2 separate regions of the Homo sapiens genome follow, and region 1 is linked to region 2. Evidence: chromatin loops called from intact Hi-C (ENCODE). Cell type or tissue: PC-3. All regions are shown on one strand. Links, peaks and the distances in the headings refer to the core of each region. The heading gives the core; the rest is flanking DNA.

Region 1 (5,396 bases), core at 260-5,259, 60 kb after region 2:
TTATCTATTTTTTTCAATAAAACCCTAGATGGTAAATGTTGCCACCCCTACTTCATAATGCAAGAAACTAAAGCTTAGAGAACATAAATATTTTGTCCAAGTTCTCATAGCCACTAAATGGGAGAAGGCAGATTTAAATCTAGAGCTCTGTAGTGTTATACATGACATTTTGAATCTCTATACTGAATTGGCTCTTAAAGAAATCCTGACTTATCTATTTATAAGTTAAATGTGAATTTGAAGTTCTTGTATTAAATTTAAATTCTGTCACCATCTTTGAAAGTAGCATACTTCAATGAATACCCACAAGACAATTTTGTTGAAAGTATTAGACATAAAAGTACTCAACCACAGAGACACTTTTACTTTGAGATAGTTGACAACATTTGGTAGCACTTAGAATGTATTAAAAAGGAAAAAAATAATGATATAGTCTGTTTCAATAGGTCCTGATTCAGTGGATTTATTTTAGTTTACTAATGCAGCTCTTTCTCTAATAAATTCAGACACTTTTAGAGACAAGATGCAAAAAATGGTGATCAGCACTATGGTAGTTGGTTTAATGTGACAGGTTGCCTAGGCTATGGTGCCCAGTTGTTGGTGGAGCACCAGTATAGATGTTGCTGTGAAGCTGCTTCTGAGGAGTGTTTAATATTTAAATCAGCAGACTTTGATTGAGCTAAGCAGATTATCCTCCGTAATTTGGATGGGCCTTATCCATACAGCTGAAAGCCTTAACCCAGCAAAGACTGAGATTTCCTGAACAGAAGGAATTCTCAGGACTGAATCATAGAAACCCTGCTTGAAGTGCCAGCTTGCAACCCAAGATTGCATCTTAAACTCTTACCTGAGTTTCCTGCCTACCAGCCTGTCCTACAGTGTTCAGACCTGCCAGCACCTACACTAGCATGAGCTTAAGTAGATTTAAAAAAAAAAAATCTTTCTCTCTTTCTATCTCTCCACTTATGCATGCATAATGACGTTTCAGTCAATGAGGAACTGTGTGTATTATAATACTGTATTTTTACTGTATCTTTTCTACATTAAGATATGTTTAGATACATGAATACTTTAATACTCACCACTATATTTTCAGTGCTTACAGTATTCAGTGCAGTAACATGCTGTACAGCTTTGTAAGCTAGGAGCAGTAGGTGAGACTACGTAGCAGAAGTGTGTAGTAGGATGTACTATCTAGTTTTGTGTACATACACTCTACGATTTTGGGACAACCACAAAATCACCTAATGATTCATTTCTCAGAAAGAGTTCCTGCTGTTAAGTGGCACATGACTGCGGATACATATGCACATAATTGTTTCTGTAGAGAAACATGACTAACACAGTAATACAATTTCATAAAGACACAGTGCAAAGTTTTGGATTAATAATTCTAATATATTAAAATATTTTCAAAATCAAAATGTCTCTGGCCATAATATTAGTTGTTTAAATGTTTGCATTGTTTTCTTTTTCTTCCAGCTCTCCATCCCTTTATAGCTTGTTTGTCCTTTTCACTTTATTTGTATCTTAGCTTCCTTGCTTATCGGTACCTCCACCGGAAGTGAACAGAATGTGCGACAGGAGTGGACAAATCCGTGTTCTTTAGGTTGTTACTAATAACACCTATTTTATGTGTAGAAATCCAGGATTCAAATTGAAAGACTGGTGAACTTAGAATTATTTCTGGTTCCCCTGTTTCCCCTCATTATTTCTGTACTTTTTCCTGTCTACATGAGGTAAGGAGCTTCTTGCAGTTTAAAAATGACTTCTTATTTTCCTATCCTGGCTGTAGATCTATAATTAATCATAATATTTCATGAGTTTTTGAAGACTTGGGAGAACTAGGAAGTTTGAATGGAGAAGGTACATATTCAATTACGAGGTGAAAAGCTAGCTTTTGGTCTTTATTTTTGTCCAAGCAGAAATAAACTGGTTAATCAAAGACTTCTGGCGTTCGTCTTCTAAAATGCCGTTCTTTGGGGGCAGAAATACGTATGTTATTGTTTAAAACACTTAGAGGAATAACAGACTTATGATAACTAATTTAAGGGCTGAAGATTTAAGGCACCATTTCAGTAGGGGTTTGTCAGATCTGTCACCAAGACTTTACTTTTTCTTTCTCTTCCCTTTTAATAGAGCTAGTAAATCGAAACCTTTTGTAGGTCCATACCTTTTGCCATGTCTCCGATATTTCTTTTTTATATTGAACATGAAAGTAATGAATACAAAATTCTCTGTCCTTGAGGTTATTTAGAGTTGAACTTTTGACTTTTTCCCATCATGAATCTCTGAATCTTTTTAGACCAAAAAAGGCTTCAGCCCTTGAAGCAATGAAGCCTCAGAAGTGAACCCCCCTCAGAAAATGGTGGCCCCTCAGCCCTCGGCTGCTGTGAGCTTCTTCAAGATCCCATATAATTATTCAGGGCCATTGACTCACCTTCTCCAAGTGCTGATGCTGCCTCTTCTCTCATATTTCTGATATGATATTTCTGATGAAGCCGCAAAGCTGAATGAGAGTTCACAGAATGTGGACACCTATCAGAGAGTTCTTTAGGAATCCATCTTCCCTAATTATGTCAGCTCACTATAACTTACAGAGTACATTGCAATAAGGGGATATAGAATTGATATGTATTTCATATTTCTTCACATTGCTGGCTGAAACCAGCCATAAATGTCACATTATTTTTTAGGTGGCACTGCAATAAAATAAAAAATAATGATAAAACTTCTCACATATGCCATTTTATCTTTGTTGCTAATACATTTTCTACTTAGTCATCATATGTCACCATCAATTACAAAATTACTGTTTAATGAATACAAGGACAGTTATGGCACACACTACTTATATATAAGCACTATTTGACCAGAAAAACCATTTTATTGCTGGATATGCCAGTTGCTTATCAATCCTCAATGTCACTGAATATCAGTGTGTTTTTATGCTTATATCCTGTGTGTATATATATATGATATAAACATAAAAATATATATTTATAAATTTAATTATATATAATTTATATTATATAATTATATATAATATATATGAATATTTATATATTATATGATAATACTTAATTTATATAGTTATGTACTATATAATAATATATATGATATAATATTACCTGCCAGTAAATTCCTAAAAATTGCTCACAGATCTCTCAAGACTAATATGCTCTAAATGCAACTAATAATATCTAATGATATTTTCCCCAATCTCTTCATTTTTCTCGTTTTTCTTTTGTTTTTTCAAATAATGATACTCTGTCCTACTTATTAATCAAGACACTAACAGAAGAGTCAACATCAATTCCTCCATCTCCCTAAGTCCTTCTCCCTATTCAATATCTAATGATCATTTTATTGCATTGTTTAAATATTTGCACAATGTTTCCTTTTCTCCTTGTCTCCATCCATATGTAGCTTGTTTTTCTTTTTCACTTTATTTCTATCTTACCTTCCTTACTCACCAGTACTTCCATTGGAAGTGAACTGAATGTTTGATGAAACTGGACAAATCTATGTTCTTAAGATTGTTACTGATAACATATATGTGTGTATGTGTGTGTGTGTCTCCATATATATACCTATAAATGTGTATATATACAGATAAATGGTAATTGCAATAAAAATTTTATAAATACATATATTTAAGTATATCTTGTTGAATATTTTATATATATAAAATAAGTTATATATAATAAATATATGTATATAATATATAATATAAATACATACATATATAATATTCTACAAGATATACCTAAATCTGGAATATATCTCTCACATAATAAAGAATTATAAAGGTAGGAAGTTCATCGCTGGTGTGTAAGTGCCACAAAGTTGATAGGGACCCCATTTCTAATGCTTCCACTGAGCCCAACACTTTGATTCTTCTGGTCTAAGATGGTTGCTTAAACTCTTTGCACAGTTATTCCATCTAGCAAACATAATATGGTTTGGCTGTGTCTCACCCAAATCTCATCTTGAATTCCCACGTGTTGTGGGAGGGACCCAGTGGGAGGTAATTGAATCATGGGGCCAGATCTTTCCCGTGCTGTTCTGGTGATAGTAAGTCTCACAAGATCTGACTGTTGTCATAAGAGGGAGTTTTTCCTGCCCAAGCTCTCTTTTTGCTTGCTGCCATCCATGTAAGACATATCTCACTCCTCCTTGCCTTCTACCATGATTGTGAGACTTCCCCAGCCACGTGGAACTGTAAGTCCAGTTAAACTTCTTTCGTTTGTAAATTGCCCAGTTTGGGGTATGTCTTTATCAGCAGTTTGGAAACAAACTTACACATAACATTAAGGTATTTGGGTCAAAGAAGAAACTTTCTCTACCTTAAAAGAGATTGAAATACTTGCAAATATATTCACAAAAATATTACAATTCACTGTCAGGAACTTAATCATGTAGATTGTATTAGTCTGTTCTCACACTGCTAATAAAGACATACCTGAGAATGAGTAACTTATAAAGAAAAGAGGTTTGATTGACTCACAGTTCTGCATGGCTTGGGAGGCCTCAGGAAAATTAAAATCAAGGTGGAAGAAGATGCAAGCATGTCCTTCTTCACATAGTGGCAGGTAGGAGAAATGCAGAACAAAAGGAGAAAAGTCCCTTATAAAACCATCAGATCTTGTTAGAACTCACTCACTATCACGAGAACAACATGGAGGTAGCTGCCCCCGTGATTCAATTATTTCCTACCAAGTCCCTCCCATGACACTTGGGGATTATGGGAACTACAATTCAAGATAAGATTTGGGTGCAGACATAGCCAAACCTCATCAGGATAAACCTAGTGCCACGGCATAATATCATCTCTTTCAGCTAGCTAGCAATTAGTTCAGTGTTAACGCTATCTTTTTAATAAAAGAAAAAAAAAAGCAACAAATCTTCTCCACTAATCTTTTCAATGTTTTACCTTACTTTTTTTAAAAATAAATGAAACTAGCTTTCATAGCTTAAAAATATTTCCAAGATAAGGACTTTGTCTATCTTTCCAATATCATTTTTTTTGCCATGCATCTCTCTCTTTTTGTGACAGATATGGAGATCTTTGCAGATACTTTTCCCAATGCCAAAAATTATTCCACCCCCAACTTTTCTTTCAACAGAACATGCCCGAGTTTAAATCTATTTAAATGTAGAAATACAGATAAATGATAATTGCAATAAAAATTCATTTAAGTTGGCAGACGGAGGAAGGCAGGAAGGGTAGCTTAGCAAGAGTGATATTTAACATGTTTAACACTAACGGCAAAAGTGCCAGTCTTTGGGAGAGGAAGCACCAGTCAACCTCAACAGATACTGCCTGAAACAACCAGAATGTCATTTTATCGCTGTGTGTACCAGGTGTTTATCAATCCTGAATATCAGTGTAT
Region 2 (5,396 bases), core at 143-5,142:
AATTACAAAAAAAAATATATAGAGAACACCTGTAGAGAGCCAATGGTGACCAAGGAAAGATAAAAATATAGTCGTGCCCACGAGTTAGTAAGGGGCAGGATCTCAGGCTCCAGCAGACAGGGTGAGAATCAAAGAGACACTCTTCAGCTAATTCACAAATCCATCGTGTCAAATACTTACCATTTTTGTGGTGACAGTAGTTGAAATTTACTCTCAGCTACTTTGAATTGTGTAATACATTCCTATTTACTACATTCACCATGTAGTGCAATATATCTCAAAGGAAAAAAAAAACTTGATTTCTCCTAATTGAGGCTTCATCCCTTTAGATGACTGTGTTCGTAAATCATAACATCATTTTTTACCCCATAAACATATACAACTATAATGTGTCAATTTACAATTAAAAATGAAAATTGAAGAAATAAAAATTTAAAAAAACTAAAAATTTAAAAAGACATTATTGAATTTAGTTACAGGGGAAATATGAAGGAAAAATGGTGCCCAGAGATACAATAAAAGAGATCTTGAAATTTACCCTTATTTACAAAATCAAAATTTGAACTATCTGCTGGTTAAAAAGTCACTGAACAGTTGAAGCCGGGCAAACTGTGGAAACTGTGGTTTCTGTAGCATGATTTTATAGATGTTAATGAAGAGGACCCATTGTTGTGGAAAGAAGGGCAGGAGATGGGAGACTGCGGAAGCCGACTAAAATAAGATTTGTCTCCTCGGTGTTCCTCTCTCTATACAAAGGACGTTCTACCATATTCAAATAAATGACAGCAGATTTTTACTGATTTTGAGGACTATAGAGCTCAATTTTCCCTCTTTTGAGATTTTCTTGTTATCTCAAATTAACTTAATCTTCGAATCTCATTTTTTAAAAAAGTATTTATATATGAATGTATATGCCTTGTTATTCTTTGCTTTTTGACATTCCAGAAAAATATATTTGTAAAATGATGAGTATACAGATGAAATAAATAGAAATGACAAAGGATTAAGTAAAAAAAATACTGCTACTATATGATATTTATTACTTTTATTGCCAACATTTAGATTATTATTATCTATACTTAATATAAAATGTTGCCTTACACCTGAATCAAAATATTAGACTCTATTTATTTCATCTCTTCTCAGAATTTATGTTGAATGCAGATTTATGCTCAAATTAGTACCAGACTCTGAGATTTTTGGAAATTCAACAGATTTTTGGCAGCAAAATTGTTAGTATTTCTGGTTAGCATTATCAACAAAATTGTTAGATTTTTCTTTGCCCTCTCCCACTGCCTTCTTAAGACTCTTGGCAATACTATTATTATTTTTTGTGGACAATTTTATTATTGTCCCAGTCTCTTGTTCTACAATCTTCTAGGTCTTTGGGAAAATCGGGTTCCTTCTGGGAATCCAATGATATAAATGTCGGATCTCTTCATTATTTCTCGCAGGTCTCTAGAGCGGGTCTCTAGAGCTTTATCCATTTCTTTTTCATTCTCTTTTCTCTCTTTTGTTCACATTGGGTAGAGTCTTCTGATCTATCTTCAAGTTTACTGCTCCATTCTGTCATCTCCACTCTTCTGTGGTGCCCATTCAAAAAGTCGGCTGCTGCCATTATTGTATTTGTGAGTTCTACCATCTCCATTAGGTTCTTTCTCCTAACTTCTATTTCTGTGTTAAAATTTTTGATATTTTCATTATTTTTATAATTATTTTATGAAAATATCTTTAATTTTTTTAGATAATTTCAATGTCGGATTGATCTCAGCATCAGTGTCAGTTGACTGTTTCTCTCATTCAAGTTGTAATTTTATTGGTTCTTCATGCAACAGGTGGCTTTCCATTGTGTTCTGCACATTGTGTCTGTTATGTTAGGAGACTCATAGATAAGGCCTTATTTTAGTAACACTGTTTAGTTTTCTTTAGCCAATAACACTGTTTAGTTTTGGCATGAAGGTCCTGACCTACTCTTCTGGGCTATATCTCCAGTCACGGTTTAACTCTTATAGACTTTGTATTTTTGGTCTGCATGATTTATCTTATGCCACCTGGGCTCCCTCTGCTTCCTCCTGGTGATGCTGGAGGGGGAAGGAGGAAGGTCAGACCACCTGTTGCCCATCGGTATGTGAAGACAGTCTCTGGTTGGTGGAGATAAAATGTGCTTCCCAAGTCAGTTTCTTGTGGTGGTGGGATTCCTCTAGCCATTGCTACCTGCTGCTGCCCCATATCTCCGTGCTAGAGGGGGAAGATCTCAGGCCCAGAGCAAGGAAGAGGCTTCCAGCTCTAAGCACTTCCAGTGACAGGATCCTCAGACTGCTCAGCCACATAGTTTTCCTGAATGGGAGAGAGAGGCCTCAGACTCTGTGTTTATGAAGAACACCTGCCAGACTAGATGGTATTGTGCTGGGAGTCCCTTGACAGTGTCCTCTGCCTGCTATGCTATGCCCTTGATGGGAGTGTGGGGGACTTGGGGTCTCAGCCCTGGTGGAGAAGTGGTGCTTTCCCTGGCAGATGGCTGCCACATACTACTCATTGGCTTCTCTTGCCAGTTCTTCCAGACTCACCTGGTGGTGATGGCAAGATTCCTATTCAATCAGGAAAAGAATGAGCCTGCCTAGGCAGCGTTTTTTTTTTTTTTTTTTTTTTTTTTGCCTGGTTGGAATTTGAGAAATACTGGGACTTGGTCTGTTGGGGAGGGAGCATTTGTAAGACAACCAACTGATGCCATGTGTTCCCAAAATAGTTCACCTCTTTGTTCTCAACTTTCAGTTATCTTTTATTGTCTCTTGTATTACTTCCAGGGTATACAGGCATGATTAGTGGAGAGGAGTAGAGAGAGAGAGACGAGTCTACGCTATTTTGTCAAGACCAAAAGAGCTATCTTTTTACAAGATTTAGAATGTATCAGTGGACATTTTAGGCAGCCTATTAGCTCCTTTCATAAAATCATGCCGGAATCCCCTAGGAAAAAAGTGAAAATAGCATTCCATAGATGGAAGGACAGGAAAATTTCAAAGATTTAATTCTTTAACCACGAGTTTCAATATTTTTCTCTGAGCATGTCACTAAATCTAATGCTACATCCCAAATAGACGGTGGTGTTAAACCCGTACATCAGCTTTCTAATCAAAGCAGCACAAGAAATTCTCTTTTAATTTCCTGTAGCCCTGCTGTGTCTAACCAAATACCATTATATGGTTTGGCTCTGTCCTCACCTAAATCTTGTCTTGAACTGTAGTCCCCATATTTTCCATGTGTCATGGGAGGGACCTAGTGGGAGGTAATTGAATCATGAGGGTGGGTCTTTCCTGTGCTGTTCTAATGATAGTAAATAAGCCTCACAAGATCTGATGGTTTTACAAAGGGGAGTTCCCCTGCACAAGCTCTCTTGCCTGCTGCCATGTATGATGTGACTTCGCTCCTCATTCACCTTCTGCTATGACTGTGAGGCTTCCCCAGCAATGTAAAACTATGAGTCCAACAACCTCTTTCCTTTATAAATTACCCAAACTTGGGTATGTCTTTATTAGCAGCATGAGAACCAACTGATACACACCGTAACAGCTATGGATAACAGAAAGGAATAGAAATAAAAGAGGAATTTATAACTAAGTATTTGGTAAGTAAGTTCTTGAAGCTCCTGGGACACAATCCCTTTTTATGAGTAGGCTGCTTCCTAACAGTTGTAAGAATCCACTTGATTTATCCTTTAATCTACCATGTTTAAACAGCAACTATCTTTCCCACATACTTGGGGTTATTATAGTGAAATATTTATAAATCTTAGCATTTACGTCCTTCTTGAGCAATAATGTACATAAATGAAGTAACCAAAGAACAGGTCATCTTTGTTTGACTTAATGATTTTTATGTGTAAACACCAATGTAAATAACACTTAGATCAAGACAAAGACAGCACTACATAATGTTTCTATGTCAATTTTTCTATATTCATTCGCACAAAAATAATGTTTATTCTGACTTTAACAGAAGACTTACAAATTCATATAAATAGAATCATGGTGTACACTATTTCAAGTCAAGCTTCTTTCACAAAATTTGATCTCTCACAGATACTTCATCCTGTTGCTCATATCAATAATTCTTTTTATCTGTATGATTGTCCATTGTAAGAATATATAATTATTTCTGTATCAATAATACATTAGATGGCCATTTGCATTGCTTTCTGTTTTTGACTATGATGACCCATGAATTTACTTACAAGAGGTGAGAACATAATCAAATGAGTCTCTGAAACTCAATAACGAATAGTTCAAAGGTTTATTCTATAATGTATATGTATCAAGCAGAACATTGTACTGGTGACCGATGCCATGGGAGGACTCCAACTACATGGACAATAGCAAAGATCATCATTATGCCAACCACCAGGAAGAGAAGTTAAACACTTCTGCCCCTGTATCTTGGTATCAGAGTCCCCAAGGAAAACACAACAGGGTCAAGCACTGGGAGAACAATGATTTTACTCATTGCTATGATCTGAATTTTTCTGTTCCCGCAAAGTTTATGTGTTGAAACCTAATCGCCAATGTGATAGCATTGTGGGATGGGTCCCTGGGGAGGATCATGAGGCAGAGCCCTCCTTATAGTGGCTGTGTGGGCTTTCTTATATCTTGATAAGAAAGTGGTCCAGGCCCAAGGCCCATTCTTATTAGGTCAAGCATGAAGTGCAAAAAAACGGTGCACATAAGGTTGCCTTTCCTAACGGTATACACACACAAAAAATTGCACACAGTGCCTGGAAAATAATATACCTTCAACAATTACCAAACTTTTTTCTTCATTTTCCCCTTTGTAAGGTTTTTAAAACAAACAAAGAACATCAGTATTACTTGTTTTTTGTTGTTCCAAGAATAGCTTATTTTTGTCATACCAAAAAAAAAAAAAAAATCCCTTCCATGTCCATTTGAGGAATATACAATCTGCAGAAACTGTTGCACTCAAAATCAAACTATTTATTACAAAGCGAAACATAGTCTAACCATATGATCCAGAAATTACAATCACCACTTTCATTTCCAAATAAAATAAAAGCAAACCTGCATGTAACTGTATCTAGAAGCTTTATTCATAATCACCAATACTGGAAGCAAACATGATATTCTTCAATGGGCAAATGGATAAACAAATTGATACAGTTATACAGTGCCATATTATTTAGTGATTCAAGAAATTATCTATCAAGCCACAAGAAAATATAAGGGCATCATAAATGCATAGAGCAAAGTTAATAATCCAAAAAAAAACAAGATGTTTGTGATTCCAACTATATGACATTCTGGAAAAGGCAAAACCGTAGATAACAGTAAAAAGGTCAGTGCATGCTAAGGGTTTAAGAGGAGGTGGAGAGGGATAACAAAACAAAGGGA

Evidence for each region. Peaks named below come from ENCODE experiments on the same cell type or tissue, not always from the same donor. Only the 100,000 strongest peaks of a DNase experiment are listed, where the experiment ranks them.
Region 1: a loop joins it to region 2, with 4 times the contacts of the local background. A loop is called at or near these places in 1 of 110 quality-filtered maps.

What each region holds. Positions count from the first base shown.
Region 1 is chr18:67,991,833-67,997,228 of GRCh38, reverse strand. No RefSeq gene overlaps it. Among named protein-coding and RNA genes, the nearest start is that of LINC01903, 180 kb to the right of the region's middle. In PC-3, for the core only: no CTCF peak of the experiment used is centred there; no DNase peak of the experiment used is centred there.
Region 2 is chr18:68,051,932-68,057,327 of GRCh38, reverse strand. No RefSeq gene overlaps it. Among named protein-coding and RNA genes, the nearest start is that of LINC01912, 210 kb to the left of the region's middle. In PC-3, for the core only: no CTCF peak of the experiment used is centred there; no DNase peak of the experiment used is centred there; H3K27ac peaks cover 422 bases.